2 separate regions of the Homo sapiens genome follow, and region 2 is linked to region 1. Evidence: chromatin loops called from intact Hi-C (ENCODE). Cell type or tissue: endothelial cell of umbilical vein. All regions are shown on one strand.

Region 1 (8,000 bases):
TTGTTACTTGTGATGGGAAGGATTGGGAGAAGGTGATGGCTGGATCTTGAAAAGAGAAAACCCAAATGGTTGCCACTACTGAGCAGAATGCTTATCTGGCAAGAAGGGATCAGTTCTTTTAAAGACAAAGAGGATTTCTGAATCCATTTGTCCATGGGAGGAGGGAGAAGCCTGGACCCTCCATGAAGTAGAGAGTATTTTAAAAGCACCATTTTCATGGGCAGCCTCTTGATTTTATATATTTCAATCACGTTACTTGAGATACAAAGCAGCAGCATGCACAAGTAAACCCTTTTGCCCACGATTTGAATTGAGAACCATATAATTTATTTAATGCTGCCCAGTCATGAAATAATGTAATTTCTAAACAGAAATAGTCATTTAGAAATATACAGTATGTCATCTAAACCTTAGCTCTTTAATATGTAGTAGATACACTTGTAAATATATTAATAATTCTCATTAGTCTCCTTTTTCTCCTATCTTTCCCTCCCACTCAAGTGAGACACAATAAAAGTGGATGAGATCAGCAAGGTGATAATTGCAAAGCACCTACAATAGCACCCAACCACTTTCTTATTTGCTCTGGGGTATCTAGGAAAATAATATTTATAAATGGCCACTTACTGGAGAAAAGTTACTGGATGGATGGATGGATGGATGGATGGATGGATGAATAGATTTGCAGAGGTAGATGTAGGGTTCAGTTTTCTTAAAAATCTCTTAAATTATTATAGGGATCAACAAAACCCCTTATGTGGAACAAATTTCCTAAGAATACTCTGTCATGGAAATGTTTTCTGCATTCATTTTTACTATTTACAGCACTTATTAGTAAGAAATCAAGGCTGCCTTTATGTATTTCATATTTAATAATTTTAAAGCCATAATTAGACACTCAGAGTCAGCAGCTACACCACTTTTATGTTTCTCTACTTAAAAAACAGTTTTTTTGGAGCCATCCACCAGTGACAAGTCAGGTGTGAATTGACATTTGATAGTATCTCAAAGACCACATACAGACCCTCTGAGGAATGATTTACAAGTTCTGTCTCCCCCATCTAGCTATTCTACTGAAGATAACTCCCTTCCATCCCAACCTTTTGATTCATGAACTGAGAGAGTCGTAGTCAGAGCTTTTTCTATCCGTCAGTATTTTGTGTGACATGATAGAACATGATTTTTCTGTTAATTGTCAAGAGATAGGAGGTCTAAATAGATGGATAATAGCATATACTATCCAATGGGCAAAATGCAAGGAAGCAGCTGAAATCTTTTGTTTCTGGATTTTCTTTTTGGAATGAAATTTGTTAGCCCTCATCATATTTTCAGGAGATAATACGATAACTTTAAAAATCTTTGCTCCTGTGGGTATAAAAAATAATGTCAAGATTATTCCCTAGGTTTTCCAGTTATTTCATTTTTTAAAATGTTACTGCTTCTGAAGTTTACTAGGCATTTCATAAACAAATAGGGAGATGATGCTAATCTATATTTATTTTGTGCTTTATGGTTTACAAACACTCTTACATCATTTAATCCTCCATAGAGAGTCACTGATAGTCCCATCAGTGACTGATGAAGAAACTGAGGCTCACAGAGGTTGCGTTATAGCCTAGCTTTTCCATCTGATAACGTGAAACAAGAACTACAACCCTAATTTCTATCTTCATGCCTCCCCTGGAGGAAGCTGTGAAAAACGTCCTGGATATAACTTTGTCTCTAGTTAGTGGAAATTATAACTCTGGCATTTATATGGGAAAAAAATAGATCCAATTATGTAATGCTTTGCTGAGCCTAATATCTTTAAATTACTATTTAATAAAATCAGTTTGGTACAAATGGGGTTATTCTTATTTGCTTATCATTAGCTCTCTTCAACCATGATTTTCATTAAGTCTGCTTGTTTTAAGAGGATATGAGTGAAATATAAGCATTATTTTCCCCAAGAATACAGAATACCATGAAGTACAGCTAACCTGTGTAACCAATCGCCATTATGATAGAATTGAGAGATATATCTATATGTTCCACTTATCCTTAGGCAAAGGGAACATTCACAAATGCATCTTCTAATTTTAATATGACTTTGTGTAGTATAAAGCTTACGAATTCTCGTGCTTGTGAGTGCTGTCGTGTTTGTTTTCATGACAGCTTAGGGGCATGATTGTAGATCTATTCTTGAGAAATCGTTTGTCTTTTAGAAAATCACGTGAAGTCTAAAAGTTTTCAAGTAGATCTGAAAAATCTCATTTCTCACTTAGTGGGGAATGGCCTTAATGACTGCTGGATTAAGGTGTGTTTGTCTGAAAGCAAATAAGGATTATTTCAGTCTCAGACGAAACCTTTAAAGTCACTCAGATGAATGTCTCACTGGGATTTGGACCCTGCCCACAATATTTCTGCCAAGTAGTTATCTGGTTATGCTGGAACACCTCCAACGATGGGGAACTCACTATCTTTAAAGGTAGGTTACTCCATCTTGAATTAGAAAAGTCTTTTTATATCAAGCATAACTCTCTCCTTTGTACTTTTAATCCCTTAATTCTGATCCTTTCCTTTGGGGCTGTGCAGAACACATTTAATCCATCTTTCAAATGAAAGACTGTAAGTCATTTGAAGACTAGTACTGTAACACACACATGCACACGCACACACACACACACACCCCTCTAATACGTAATATCTGCTGTCCCTCTCCAGTCCTTTTTGCTGTAAGTGTGGTTCTGCCTTCCCACAATCTTGGTCAGTTTCTTCCTCAAACACACTTCAGTTTGCCTAGAACCACTTGAAATTTTAATGCCAAAGATGGACCCCAAGTGCCAGTTGTGATATAATTGACTTGGCACTTAACCCAGCACATAGTAAAGAGGCAGCCATGACTTAAAGATGAAAAACTTTTGTTTTAAAATTTTAAAGATAACATCAGCTAGCTGTATCTCTAGCACCTCTCACCACCAGTCTTTGTGATATCATTGTTTGTGAAAGTGGACTTTTGAACTGTTTAGGAATACTTTTAGTTCCATTTGAAGTTGATTATTAAGTATCCAGGAAAATCAAAGATACTACAAAAATAATTAAAGGAACATTAGAAGCATTTCAGGTATTTTTCTGCCGCATGTCAGATATGAGATAAGGCTGCCCTCTAGTGGTTACTTGCACATGGACGGCTAAACCCATAATGGTGCCAGTGAATTTCCCATCAGGCTAGTGGGAAGGTCAAAGGTTGTAGTTATTTTCTTAATTGGAATGAGACATTTCTATTCCAGATTCAAAAGTTTAACTCGTTGTTCTTCATGGTTATCAGAAATGTAACTGTGGAAGGGATACTGAATTTTAAAAGTTTGCTTGGCAGGAAGTAAAGGAAAAAAAATTTTTAACTTAAAGCTGATTTATTTGCTGTTTGGCTCAATATTAAATTTAAGTGAAATTTGGTTTGTGAGTCAACAATTGTTATGACATTTTTAGTAATCCTCGTATTTTTTTAAGTTTCAAACTCCATTCTAATTCCCAACCCTTGAATATCTTTTAAAAAGAGGTCGTCATTTGATGAGCTAAATTCAGCGTTTCCCCTTTTTAAATCTAGAGCTTTTCTTTTTCAAAAATGATAAACATTTAGTAAAAAAGTAAACTACAGTAGCTTTTGGGGGGTAATAAAACAATTTTAAACATGGATGAAAAAAACTATTAACCCCTTGGTTTCTGAAGATTTATGGTTAGATCATTTGGTTCACTTAAGTATATACAGTTTGCCTAAAAAATAAGATAGAGGATATGTCAGAAACTCTGCATGAGGTAGCGACAAGCATTCATTTGCATATTTTTTAGGATAAATAGATAATACAAGTGGATTGTGGATTTGGATTTTGGTGTTATAACAAGTGTGAAACAATGGTAAAACAATCTGATTTCTGTGTCGGAATCTGAGGAATGAATATAGATCTTCCTATTTGCTTAAATGTTATTTGTTCCTGGTGCTACACAGAGGTATAAGAATGCACGTTTATATGAATTTTGCATTGCTGAAGAAGTCAAAGCTGATCTGAGCTAGAATAACCAGGGTAATAATAATGACAAATAATCACCAGGCTTGTAAAGGATAATAGTGCTTACGTGTTCCTATTAGAAAGATGAAATTGCAGCGTTTCATGAAAAAGAAGAAAAAAAATAAAAAGCAAGGAAAAACTGCTGTTTAAACCTTTCTATCATAGAAATAAGGCAGTGGTTCAGAAGTGAAGACTTGTGGTTAAGTTTCAGATCAGTTATTGAAGCCAACCGTTTTACAAACTGCGCCACCCAGAAGTGTGATTTTTTTTCACCACATGAGAAGTATTCTCTTTTTCACAGAATGTTATTTTCATTTTTCGGTTGTTGGAAAGGTTTTTTTTCTCCTTCTTTTTATTTGTTCATCTCACTTCAAATCTTCTGTAGAACAGTGGGTGAAAATAAGTAAATAAATTTGTTTCAGCAAATACTTAAGTGCCTATTGTGTGCTAGGTAATTCAGGTACCACCTTTGTGCTTTTATAATAGGAGCTGAGACACCTTCCTCCCAATCAAGTGTCTTAAGCCATGAATCAGCATTTAAAAAATGCACTGAGAAGTTGGCAGCCACACTTAGTCAGAGAAGGCTGCTTTATGGCTGTTGGACTTACACATTTGCATTTGCTATAAGCTACATGCCATTTAAAACAAAGGAGATTTCTGTGACATGCCAAACAATGCAATGAAATGTTAATGTAACTGGATAAAGTCAAACCCTATACTTATGGATGAACATGATTTGCTTCCACATAAGCCATAAGTTAGCTCTAAAATCCTGCCTGAAACAGTGGTTCTGAAACTGTAGAGTAGAACCCATACTCCAGAGAGTCTTAAGAAGGCGGATCCCTGGGTCTCACACAGAGTTTGATTCTGTCAGTCTGGGGTGAGGCCCACGAAGGCATGTATTTACACAGCATCTCAGATGTTTCTGATGCAACTGGTCCTTAGGCCTCACTTTGTGAAGCTCTCTGTTCTAGCCTGTCAGAGCCAGGTGGACCGCAGAGTCCTCCAGTCCTCTAGTGGTTCCCAAATGTCATTGATCTTCACAGTCATCTGGGAAGCATTTAAAAAATAAATGCCTTTCTCCAGCAACACCTGCACAGATCCTGCTTCCAAAAGCCTAGGAGGGGAGGCCAAGGAATCTTCTTTTGTAAAAGATCCTCTTGTGAGGATAAGACAGGTTTGGGAACCACTGCTCGGGGCTAACCCTTTCCTCTTACTCACGAGGAAAGGGAATCTCAGAAAGGTAAATTATATTAAGGTAACCATTCACTTCTCTTTAGTTCACTCCCTTCAGCATGGAAGAGGTGCCAGATGTGAGCAATTTCTGGCATTGTTATTAACACACTTGAAATATTTTTCTGTTAACTTTGGCCTTGCTATCAACCAGCATGCAGAAGCAAGTGGGCAGACTGTTCCCTCAAATCTCTTACCCCAAGTGGCCCAAACAGGAGAGAACCCTGAGGCTGTTTTGGTGCTGGAGGCTGCTGTGAGACTTTTCAAATACTGTACTCCTTTTCGTCATAAAGCCTTGTCCAGAAGCCCCAGCCTCTGCATGTGACATAGACACAATGTATTTTAGCCTTCACTGTGTGCCTGGGCTGGGTCTTGCCAATACTGTGACCACTTAGCAGGAGCAGGCTAAGAGTCTTACTGCAGAAGTCAAGGCCAACTCAGTGGAAACAGTGATGTCTTTTCAAGGTTGCTTTATTCAGCGACAAAGTAAAGGTTTCAGTGCCCTGGAAGCTGATCAGTGCTTCCTGTTTAGCACATGGCCTTTCTCAGGCACTGAGCATCTGGTGTGTATCTGCCAGTGTCCAGGCTCTGGAGGTGACATCCAAACAGGGGAGACCAAATGCTGCCTTCGTGCAGCTTAGATTCTAGTCTGGTGGGATAGATGAAAGTAGACTTCCTCTGGCTGGTGTGGAGAAGGACTACCTGCCTGCTTCCACACTGCGACACCAGCCCCCTTTTTCTTTTGAAAATGCTGGTGTAGTATCTATCTCATTATTGTGGCAGATGTGATGCTGGCGGCCGAGGGGACAGCAGTGATCATGTCAGTCTCTGGTCTCTGTGAGTGTACATTCTGGTGGGAGAGGTAGGTAATACTTAAGTAAACATATCAATGAACTAGATAAATGCAGATAATAACAACAGCTAGGCCAATGTAAAAACAGTATAATGGTTTAGAAATGCTTATGGCCTCATGGGTCAACATCAGGGAACTGAATCAAAAAATTTTCCCAACTGATGGTGAACATTTTGCAATAGACCTCACAGGTCATCTGCTCCCAACCTGGTCTGCGTATTAATCTATCTAAAGAGTTTTTAAAAGATATATAAGCCCAGGCTGTGCTCTTACAGATTTCTGATTTTACTGGTCCCAAGGTGTAGAGCTCAAGTATTGCTACATTTTTAAAGATAACTCAGATAATTCTGGTTGAGAAACCTCTGAAGCCCAACACCCTCACTTTGTACATGAGTCACCCTGTCCGCAGTGTAGCAAAACAATGTTGAGTAGTGGAAACCCCCCTACATAGGGTGGGGGAAGATGAAGATATGGGTTATTGTCCCAGATCTGCGATGCAATAATTGTCAGGTTAAACCTCAGTTGTTCACTTTCCCTGTTTTTAAAGTTAAAGGGTTGGACTTGGTAGTCACCAAGATCTTTTCCATCTCTACCGTTCTATGAAAGTGTTTCTATTAAAACAGAAACATGCTCTAGTTTCTTGTTTGAGACTTGGGAGAGGCAAACAAATGCCTCCTACTTTCCTTATTCCCTGTCTCTACCCTTAATTGCTATAGGTCCTTCTATCAGCTAATCAGTTCCTTTTGGAAGTGAAAATTTAAGACAGAAAGAGGTAATTACTTTATGCTATTTAAATAAATTTAAGAACAAGCAAGTTTTCATTAATATTAATAATAAATATGCCCAGATTTAGTTCTAGTAAATTACAGTCATACCTTATTTATCAAATTGTAGCCTAAAGCTTTTTCCGTTTTTGATGGTTGATTTAAAACCAAGGGGCGGGGGCAGTTGTTTAAAAATGGAAACCATGGAGTAGCCTTAACCATTGCGTACCACAGTAATTTTATTCTTTACCAAATATTCCAAGCCAGGAACCCAAAGAAATTGAGTCTCTCCCAATGTATCGTCTGCAGTTTATTAGCAAGCAGAAACAATGTATCTCTTGTGATGCCATCTTATTTTATAAAAAAGAAAAACAGAACTAAGCTCCAGCATGAAAAAATATCATTTAACTTCCTAATTTGAGACCTGGCATCTTTAAAAACTTGGATTTCATTGAAACATTTATTCAAAAAGACAGCAGTTCATTATAAACCAGCATGGTGTGATGTAAGCACCTTAAGTTTATTTCCTTGTGTGGAATTTCCCAGTGGGGTTTGATAATATTCAGCAGTTTCAGAAGCGATAAAGGAGTTTGAAAAGAAAATCTGATGGGAGCTGGTAAATGAAATTAGAGCCATATCTTTTTCAACAGAGATCTTTAAAGATTTGCATACCGCCTATTTTGTATATATCTAAGAAATTGTACCTCCATTGCATTCACAGCCACGTTTGCCCTAGACACAAGATTATGAAAAATCCTCCTCCTCTTAAGTTGCATCCGTAACATCAAGCAACTTTTGAAAATGATATTGTTTAACAAAACAATTGGTTTGATAGAAATCCATTTCAAAAGCAATGTTTCTACCACAAGCAAAATCTCGTAAAACAGAAGCATTTTGTTTCCACTATTGCAGAGAAACAAAGTTGTTTAAGATGAGTTAAGATGTCTCAGGGTTTTGGCAGTCTTTCTAAGCCCCCTGCTGCTGTTACGTTCAGAATCCCTTTTGAAGTGGCCTGGAAGTTTCTATGCAATTTCAGTGGCTGCTTAGGGGAAATATTGGCTAAACTGCTCATTTCGACTGTTAAGATGGATCGAGTGTTTTCAG
Region 2 (8,000 bases), 1.0 Mb before region 1:
GAAAAGACATACGTTTTAGAAAATCACATATTTATCAACTTCTAAGTGAATTTGCTGACCCATGATAATGTTAGGCCAGTAGTCTTTATACAAAATCTCAAATACTTTCTCATGCCTGACACAAACCTAGCAATGCGCCAGGATTTGGGACTGAAGAAAACCAAAACGACCTGCCTCGTTGTTGAGTTGTGCTTTTAATTTTTGTGAAGTGACTTTCCTCATCACTTCACAAAGCCTAACTTATTCCTCAGGATGACAATCAGGACATGACAGAACCAAGAAGGAAGGAAGCTAAGGACTCATGCCAATGTGTGTCACTGAATAAGCTTGCGCCTCATGTCTGCAGAGCATGGGTCTCCCCAGACCACCTTCTCCTCCATTTGGACAGATCTTGACATTCTGTATTCAGCCCTCATCTCAAATTTACCATGTACAAAGAAACATCTGGAGAATTTGTAAAACATAGACTCCTGGGCTACAGAGATTCTGATTCAGTAGGTTTAGCACAAGGCCCAAGAATTTGCACATTTAACATGCCCCCTCGAACCTTCCTTAAGAATTGCTCAACTCTGCAAGGAGCAAGCTCATTCTCACCACTGTCTGTTTGTCTTTACTTTCCCCCCACTGATACACCTTCATCATTCCTCTTCACCCATCTCAATTCTATCCATTCTTGAAAATCTTGTACCAACTCTGCCTCTGCCATAAGCCTTCCGCAGCTACTCTGATCTCTCTCTCTCCCTTTCTGTCTCTCCACCTTAAAAAGAAATTAAACCTTTTGGATCATTCTCAATCACATGATCTCAGACTCAGCCATTCTCTGGTTTGTGGAAGGGGAGGGAGTGTGATATTGGACGGATGATTGATTTGCCCAGATCTTGAGGAATGGGCACGTATCTGTTTCCCATCTCCAGTCGAAGTCAAGCTGACACCAGATGCCACTGGGGGTTTCAGTTATTCCCCATCATAGCCACAGCTTGCCCAAACTGCAGGAAACTGGGCAGGAACGGCCCCCCGCATCCTAGACCTTAGACCCACAAAGTCTGCTTGGTTGAAAAAGCGCTCCCCTTCCTGTCCCAACGTGTAGAGTTCTAAAAGTCAGAGTGGGCTGTGAGAAGCCCTACTTAACCTGTACAGGCCGCTCGTCTCGGCACCGTTTCCCGAGCCCTTGGTTATTTTTACTCTCTCTGAGCTTCTTCCCATTCTTCAGGTGCTGGACGAGGTGGTGTTCATTTGGCTTTGCTTCTGACACAAGATAAACGAGCTTGGGGCCTTCGGCGATTCACTCTGGCTGCCAGGGGGTTCCAAAATAGCAAACTATTTTTCATAACAGCAACGTGATATGAAGGGAGATGCAGCAGGTGCACTCCGCTTTCCCCTCGCCGTCTGGGGCATGTGGTGGAGGGAGAGGATTCATTAAGTTTGCACTTGTGTCCAGGAAAAAGAAGGGACCTGCTCTCGCAGTGGCCATTCCCCTTTGGCTGGGTCAAGGTCTCACTTCCTGAAGGCGAATCTCGTCCTTGGGCAAGGTGGAAGTGCAGTAAAACAGCAGTCCGGGCGCCCCCATAGAGTTCAATGCCTTTTTCTTTTTCCTCATAGAAAGATAAGGTTAGAAATGTGACTATCTGCTGAGTATTTTTTTTCTAACACTACCTTGTATGTTAAACAAAAGAGCAAGATTTCTTAAAAGTTTCAAATATTTGACACTATAGTTCATTAAATGTAGGGTCATTTCAGAAAGTTCAAAGAGGAAACTTCTCTTTTATTTTCTCTTTTTCCAAAGATGTAGAAGTGAAAGATCAAACTGTCGTTGCCTCTTTGAGTTCCTCCCTCATTCTCTTGGCTCATTAGAAAAAAAAAACTTTTCATGGCACTATTCACTATTAAAAGGTTGTCCCCAGCCCTGCATCTTCTAGTCCCCCCATCCTCCATCATGAATTATGTACATGTTTTTAGAATGAAAATTATAACAAAGCAAGGTGGATTTTAATTTATATTTACATGTATTGTGAGTTTCCTTTTGATGTTTCTCCCCTATCAACTTACTAGATCTTCTTGGCCAGAGATGAATTAAAAGTGAAATTAAAGTATATGTGATGATGATGATGATGATGATGATGTTCATGATATGGGCTTCTCGAAGTTGGGGTGAGGCTTAGGAGACAAATATTTTGTAAAAATGTTCAGAGTCAAGGTCAGAGTGAGAGAGCAAGTATTATGTAAAAGCTACATGTTAGTGAGTTGTAATTCAGTGCATAAGACACCGGAATCTGTCTTATCATACATCTTAATTTAAACATTTCTTTTCCCAGGGGACCACAGAGTACATAGTGCATGAATAAATAAATGCCATGACTTATTTTGGAGTCCCCAGTCATAATATAATTATATGCATTGCAAATTTTCATATGCTACTTTTAGTTTCTAGGGTTTCTTAAAACAATTATTAAACTGCATTGCAGGAAGAGATCTACCTCGATTCAGCTATGAAAATGGAATCGGAGAAGCTAGTCACATTAGACAGCAGAATCCTTCCACTGTGAGCTTGATCACATCAGAGAAATGGTGATTACAGTTTACATGGAGTTATACTAATTACTGGCCTGGCTCAACGAGCCTAGAAAAACCAGATATAGACAGAGTTGTGACTCTCTCTTATTGTCTTGTCTTGCTGGGTTTTAGAGACCATTCCTCTTCTCAAATCATTGGTAGCTCCTAATCCCACCAGAGGAAAATAATACATTTTTTCCTCCTTAAGAACAGCTTTTTCTTTCTGTGGGTCACCAAGATCCATTTGCTAAATAACTCTTGAAGTCTAAAAAATTGTCTCTGAGTAGTCAGAAGAGGTGAATTCAACCTTGCGAAGTTATCTAAAATCATCATCCTCCTTAAGCCTTTTCTCTTTATGCAGTGTATAAGTCCTACCCACATGGGGTAATTTGTCGTCTTCTGCTCTCTCTCTAGCTTTGATTTCCACATTTCATTCAATTTCTCTTTATTAAGAAAATATAAGAGAGATGCAGGATAGTGGAGCAGTTAAATGCACTGGCTTGCAACCACACAGACCTGGGTTTGAGTCCTATATTTTCTACTGCCTACGTATTTACCAGCTGTGTGACCCTTGGTAAGTTACTTAACCTCTCTGTGCTGCAGCTTTCGCATGTAAAAAGGTGATAGTAATAATTCTTATCTTAGTGGGTTGTTGTGAGGACTGCAGGAGATACTGCATATAAAGAGTCCAGCAGAGTGCCCATGTGATTCTAATAAATATTATCAATTATCATATCAAAAGCATCTCACTACAGTACATCTACTCAGCTTGTAATTCTCAGTCCAATCAAATTAAGAAATCTGGAAAACAATCGATCTTTGCACTAACATGATTTGGGTGCTGAATTATTCTCTTTCATTTTCTCATGTTAAGGAAAATCCATAATTTTCTGAACAGACGTACCCTTCTCTCCCATATCCTCCAGTCTCATGTACACTAAATTTGCTGCGTTTGTGGTGGCTGTACTCTCTTAAGACCAGATGAAAAGGAATTGAGCAGCAAAGCAGGGTTTGTGGTTGTTTTTTGTTTGTTTGTTTTGTTTTTTGCCTATCCAAATACAGTGACTTATTTTCTCTCTCTAAGTATTTTGGGTCCTAGGTGAAGGCTCAAGCTCTGGGCACATGAGGTCCCCAGGAGACTGGTGATGATCAATCATCATTGACATTCTTTCCACTTAAACCAGGAGCTCAGAACTTTAAACACATTGTAAAGAGTCTACATTGGTCCAATTAGGCTTCAGCTCTAAAGTAACCTGATAGTGCTGTATGGGAGAGATAACTGTGGCTAATAGGCCTGAGTGTGCAAGATAGGGGCCAGCCTCCTAAGGCAAAGTGTGGGAGAGGCAGACTCATGAATGAAGGTCGTGGACAAGGATGGCACTCCAGCGACTGTGGCCAGCAGGTGGGGCCACAGCCCATCTCCACCAGCCAGGTGCATCTCCCTGGATGCTTTCTGGCTGCTTTCTTTGATTTTCATTTTTATTTTAGAACTTGATTTCTCCTCCCTCCTTTTTTTATTGTTGCTACGAAATTTATTTTATGTTGCCATGAAGATTTTTTTCCTTTTCTTTCTTCATTCCCGTTCAATTCACTCCACACATATTTGAGTGTCTACTATGCACCAGGCACTGATTCAGGTACTGCCACTATAGGATTGACTAAGACTCATGGGGTCTCTGTGTTTTGGGTGCTGACATTTAGAGATGTAAGACAGTGCTTCCCAAACATCAGTGTGTGTTAAAACCACCTGGGGTCTGTGAAAATGCAGATTCCAATTCAGGAAGTCTGAGGAGGAGCTACAGACCATCGCTCTTAGGTCTAAGAAATAAGCTCCTCAGTAATGCAGGTGCTGCTGGCCCAAGCCCCATCCTTCACATAACAAGAACGTGAGGAAATGCTGTTCCCTTTCCTCCTCTAAATGACTGGCTGAGTGTCCTCATTTGTGTTAGCAGAGTTTAACAACATCACAGACTTGATCTTTCCTATGAGACCATCAGCTTTGTTCTGTGACCCTGACCTAGGCCACCTTTCACCCAAACATCTGAGGGGTACAGGGGAAATGAGTGGGAGGATATAGATAAATGACTGGCTGCCCCGCCCCCCAGCTTTCCGTCCTGGCCAAATCCTGTGTCATACTGTGAGTGGGACCACTGAGGACTCATTGTATGCACAGGACAGCTCCTGACTCCTAGATAGATGGTAATAGTACTTTAAACACACAGAATGATATAGCTCCTCTCTGGTAACTGGGGTGCCATTTACTAATTTGCTGCTCTTACATGACTAATTTAACTCTAGTTGCTACTCAGTCATCAGGGAGTCACTTATTCACAAAGCAGAATCAGGCTAAATAAATATTAGGAAGCTGGGAAAAGAGGCAGATGAAAGTAGAGAGTGAGAGTTAGCTTTTAATGCAGGCTAGAAACTTGCTGGGGTTTAAGGCAGATCCTCATTTAGTGCATAAATGCAGATTCTTCGTCTGTTTTTAAGTCCCGCTGACCCTAAATGAATAGAATCCTGTAGCAGACAGCAGCGACCTTCTCTTCTAATAAGAATCACATTCCAACAGAATGTACGTTTCCAATTACTATGCAAAAACAATGGCAGAATTACTTAAAAATGTACAGCCCCCTAAGGGCTCTGTATGCTGTAGTCCATGTGAATCTATCATTTGCATGCAACTATTGTGGGGAACAACCGAATCCTCCATCACAGGCTATTTAATCAAGTGAGAAGCCCCTAAATTTCTTTGCAAAGATTCACAAATTCTGGAGCTAAATATGCAATTGGTAATGTATTCTGGCTGTCTGCACGCAGGCTTCCTTGTTTCATTCTGAATGGCATGGTGTTTGCGTTGACATTTAGATGATGGGTCATCTTGGATTTCTCCTGTTCACAGCTGGAACCTTAGTGGCATCTCCCATTAGTAATCACTGTGCTTTTTTCCCCCTAGTGACTGACCGTTTACAAACTAAGAAGAGGAAAAATTGTATATTTGGGTACTGACTATAGAAAGAAAATAAACTAACAGCACAGTTGGAAAGGTGCCTAGGGTTACTTTCTGTGGATAACTGAAGATCCAGTGGAAGTAAAGGACTCAGATCATGTGTTTCCCCCACCCTTACCCACCAGCTTCAGTGGCCAACTTGTTATTGGAGAGTTAAGTGAAAATAGTCTGTAAGGACAGACTCCAGGATTAACCACAGCCACTAATGCAATAAGATTTGGGGCAGGTGGAAAGATTTGTCCCTACAAGTATCTACTTTTCTGACCTATAATGTATGTGGAATTCTCCCTTGATTTTACCTATTTGTGCCTTTGAAGTCACCTGTTGAGATTCAAGAGTGTTTTTTGGGTAGGGCTCCCATCAGAAAGCCCTGGAAGTCACAAATGCTTTGGCATCACTTATTTATCAGCTTCAGCATTCTGAAGCAAGGCCCCGAGGGACCAGTGGGCCTAAAGGGTGGGGGAAGCAGGCCAGAGGCAATGCTTTAACACATGGAAGCCCCAAGCAATGAAAATACAGTGGTCCCTGCCCTCAGTATGCAATGCAAAATAAAGAGCATCCTATACTAGACAATAAGTGTAAGCAAAAAAAGAGTTTTGTGGGGGTTTTGGGAGGTAAGAAGAAAACACGAAATCTACTGTCATATAATTTTAAATGTAGAGTGTATTATTGCTAACTATAAGGACAATGTTGTAATGTTGCAGAGCAGATCCCTAGAACTTTTGCTTCTTGCATAACTGAAACTCTATACCCATTGAACAGCAATTCCCCATTTCCTCCTCCCCTATCACCAGGCCACCACCATTCTACTTTCTGTTGCTGTGAGTTTGATACCTGTAAATGAAATCAGACGGTATTTGTCCTTCTGTGACTGGTTTATTTCACTTAGCATAATGTCCTCAAGGTTCATCCACGTTGTAGCATATGACAAAATCTCCTTTTTTATGGCTGAATAATATTCTGTGGTATGTATATACCACATTTTCTTTACCTATTCATTCTTCCGTGGGCATTTGGTTGTTTCCACCTCTTGGTTATTGTGAATAATGCTGCAATCCATGGGAGTACAAATATCTCTTTGAGATCCTGATTGCATATGGTAGTAGTTCTATTTTTATTTTTTTTTTAGGACACTTCAGCTGTTTTCCATAGCAGCTGCACCATTTTGCATTCCCACCAACAATACATAAGCATTCCAATTTCTCTACATCCTTGCCAACACTTATTTTCTGTTTTGTTTTTTGTTTTTTGATTGTGGCCATCATAACAGGTGTGAGGTGAGATCTCATTGTGCTTTTCATTTGCATTTCCCTGATAATTAATGATACTGAACAGCTTTCCACATACCTGTTGGCCATTTGTATGTCTTCTTTGGAGAAATGTCCATTCAAGTCCTTTGCCCATTTTTTAATCAAGATGTCTGCTTCTTGTTTGCTTTGCTTTTGGGTTGTAGGAGTTTCTTACATATTTTGGATATTAACCCCTTATCAGATATATGGTTTTAAAATATCTTCCATTCTATAGATTGTCTCATTGTTCTGTTGATTGTTCCCTTTGCTGTGCAGCAAGAAGCTTTTAATTTGCTGTAGTACCATTGTTCTATTTTTGCTTTTGTTGCCTGTACTTTTGATGTCACATCCAAGAAATGTTTTCTTCTAGGAGCTTTATTGTTTCAGGTCTTATGTTCAAGTTCTTCATCAATTTTGGTCTGATTTCTGAGAATGGTATAAAGTAAGGGTCCAATTTTATTCTTCTGTTGATGGATATCCAGTTTTAGCCACACCATTTGTTTAACAGACTGTTTTTTCTGCATTGTATATTCTTGGCACTGTTGTGAAGGTCAGTTGATTGTATATACGTGGCTTTACTTCTGGGCTCTCTATTCTGTTCCATTGTGCTGTATGTCTGTCTTATTGCCAGTACCATACTGTTTTGATTACTCTAGCTTTGTAATATGTTTTGAAATCAGGAGTTATGAGACCTCCAGGTTTGTTGTTCTTTTTGAAGATTGTTTTGGCTATTCCAGGTCCTTTGTGGATATCAATATAAATTTTAGGATTTTTTTTTCTATTTCTGTTAAAAATGCTATTGGATTTTGATAGAAATTGCGTTTGATCTGTAGATTACTTTGGGTAGTATGACCATTTTAACAGTACTAAGTTTTCTAATATATGAGCACAAGATGTCTTTCCATTTGTTTGTGCCTTTTAATATTTCTTTTAGCAAGGTTTCATAATTTTCAGCATATAAGAATTTCATCTTATTGGTTGAGTTTATTTCCTAAGTATTTTATTCTTTTTGATTCTTTTGTAAATGGGATTGTTTTCTTAACTTTCTTTGTGGATTGCTCACTGTTAGTGTTTAGAAAAGTAACTGATTTTTGTGTATTTTGTATCCTGACTTTGGTATGCTTATTGAGTTTGTTGATTAGTCCTATCAGATT

The links. A loop is a pair of places that touch in the nucleus more often than their neighbours do. Peaks named below come from ENCODE experiments on the same cell type or tissue, not always from the same donor. Only the 100,000 strongest peaks of a DNase experiment are listed, where the experiment ranks them.
Region 2: a loop joins it to region 1, with 26 times the contacts of the local background. A loop is called at or near these places in 4 of 110 quality-filtered maps.

Annotation. Positions count from the first base shown.
Region 1 is chr15:60,581,124-60,589,123 of GRCh38, reverse strand. All of the region lies in intron 2 of RORA (RAR related orphan receptor A), which reads left to right. The region is part of intron 3 of RORA-AS1 (RORA antisense RNA 1); the gene reads right to left. Among named protein-coding and RNA genes, the nearest start is that of RORA-AS2, 96 kb to the left of the region's middle. RefSeq lists enhancers at 4,036-4,085, 7,744-8,000. In endothelial cell of umbilical vein, a CTCF peak has its summit at 3,183 (motif pointing left); DNase peaks (open chromatin) are centred at 3,143 and 6,553.
Region 2 is chr15:61,617,213-61,625,212 of GRCh38, reverse strand. The region is part of intron 2 of LOC107984782 (a long non-coding RNA gene); the gene reads left to right. Among named protein-coding and RNA genes, the nearest start is that of LINC02349, 110 kb to the left of the region's middle. In endothelial cell of umbilical vein, a CTCF peak has its summit at 3,949 (motif pointing right); no DNase peak of the experiment used is centred here.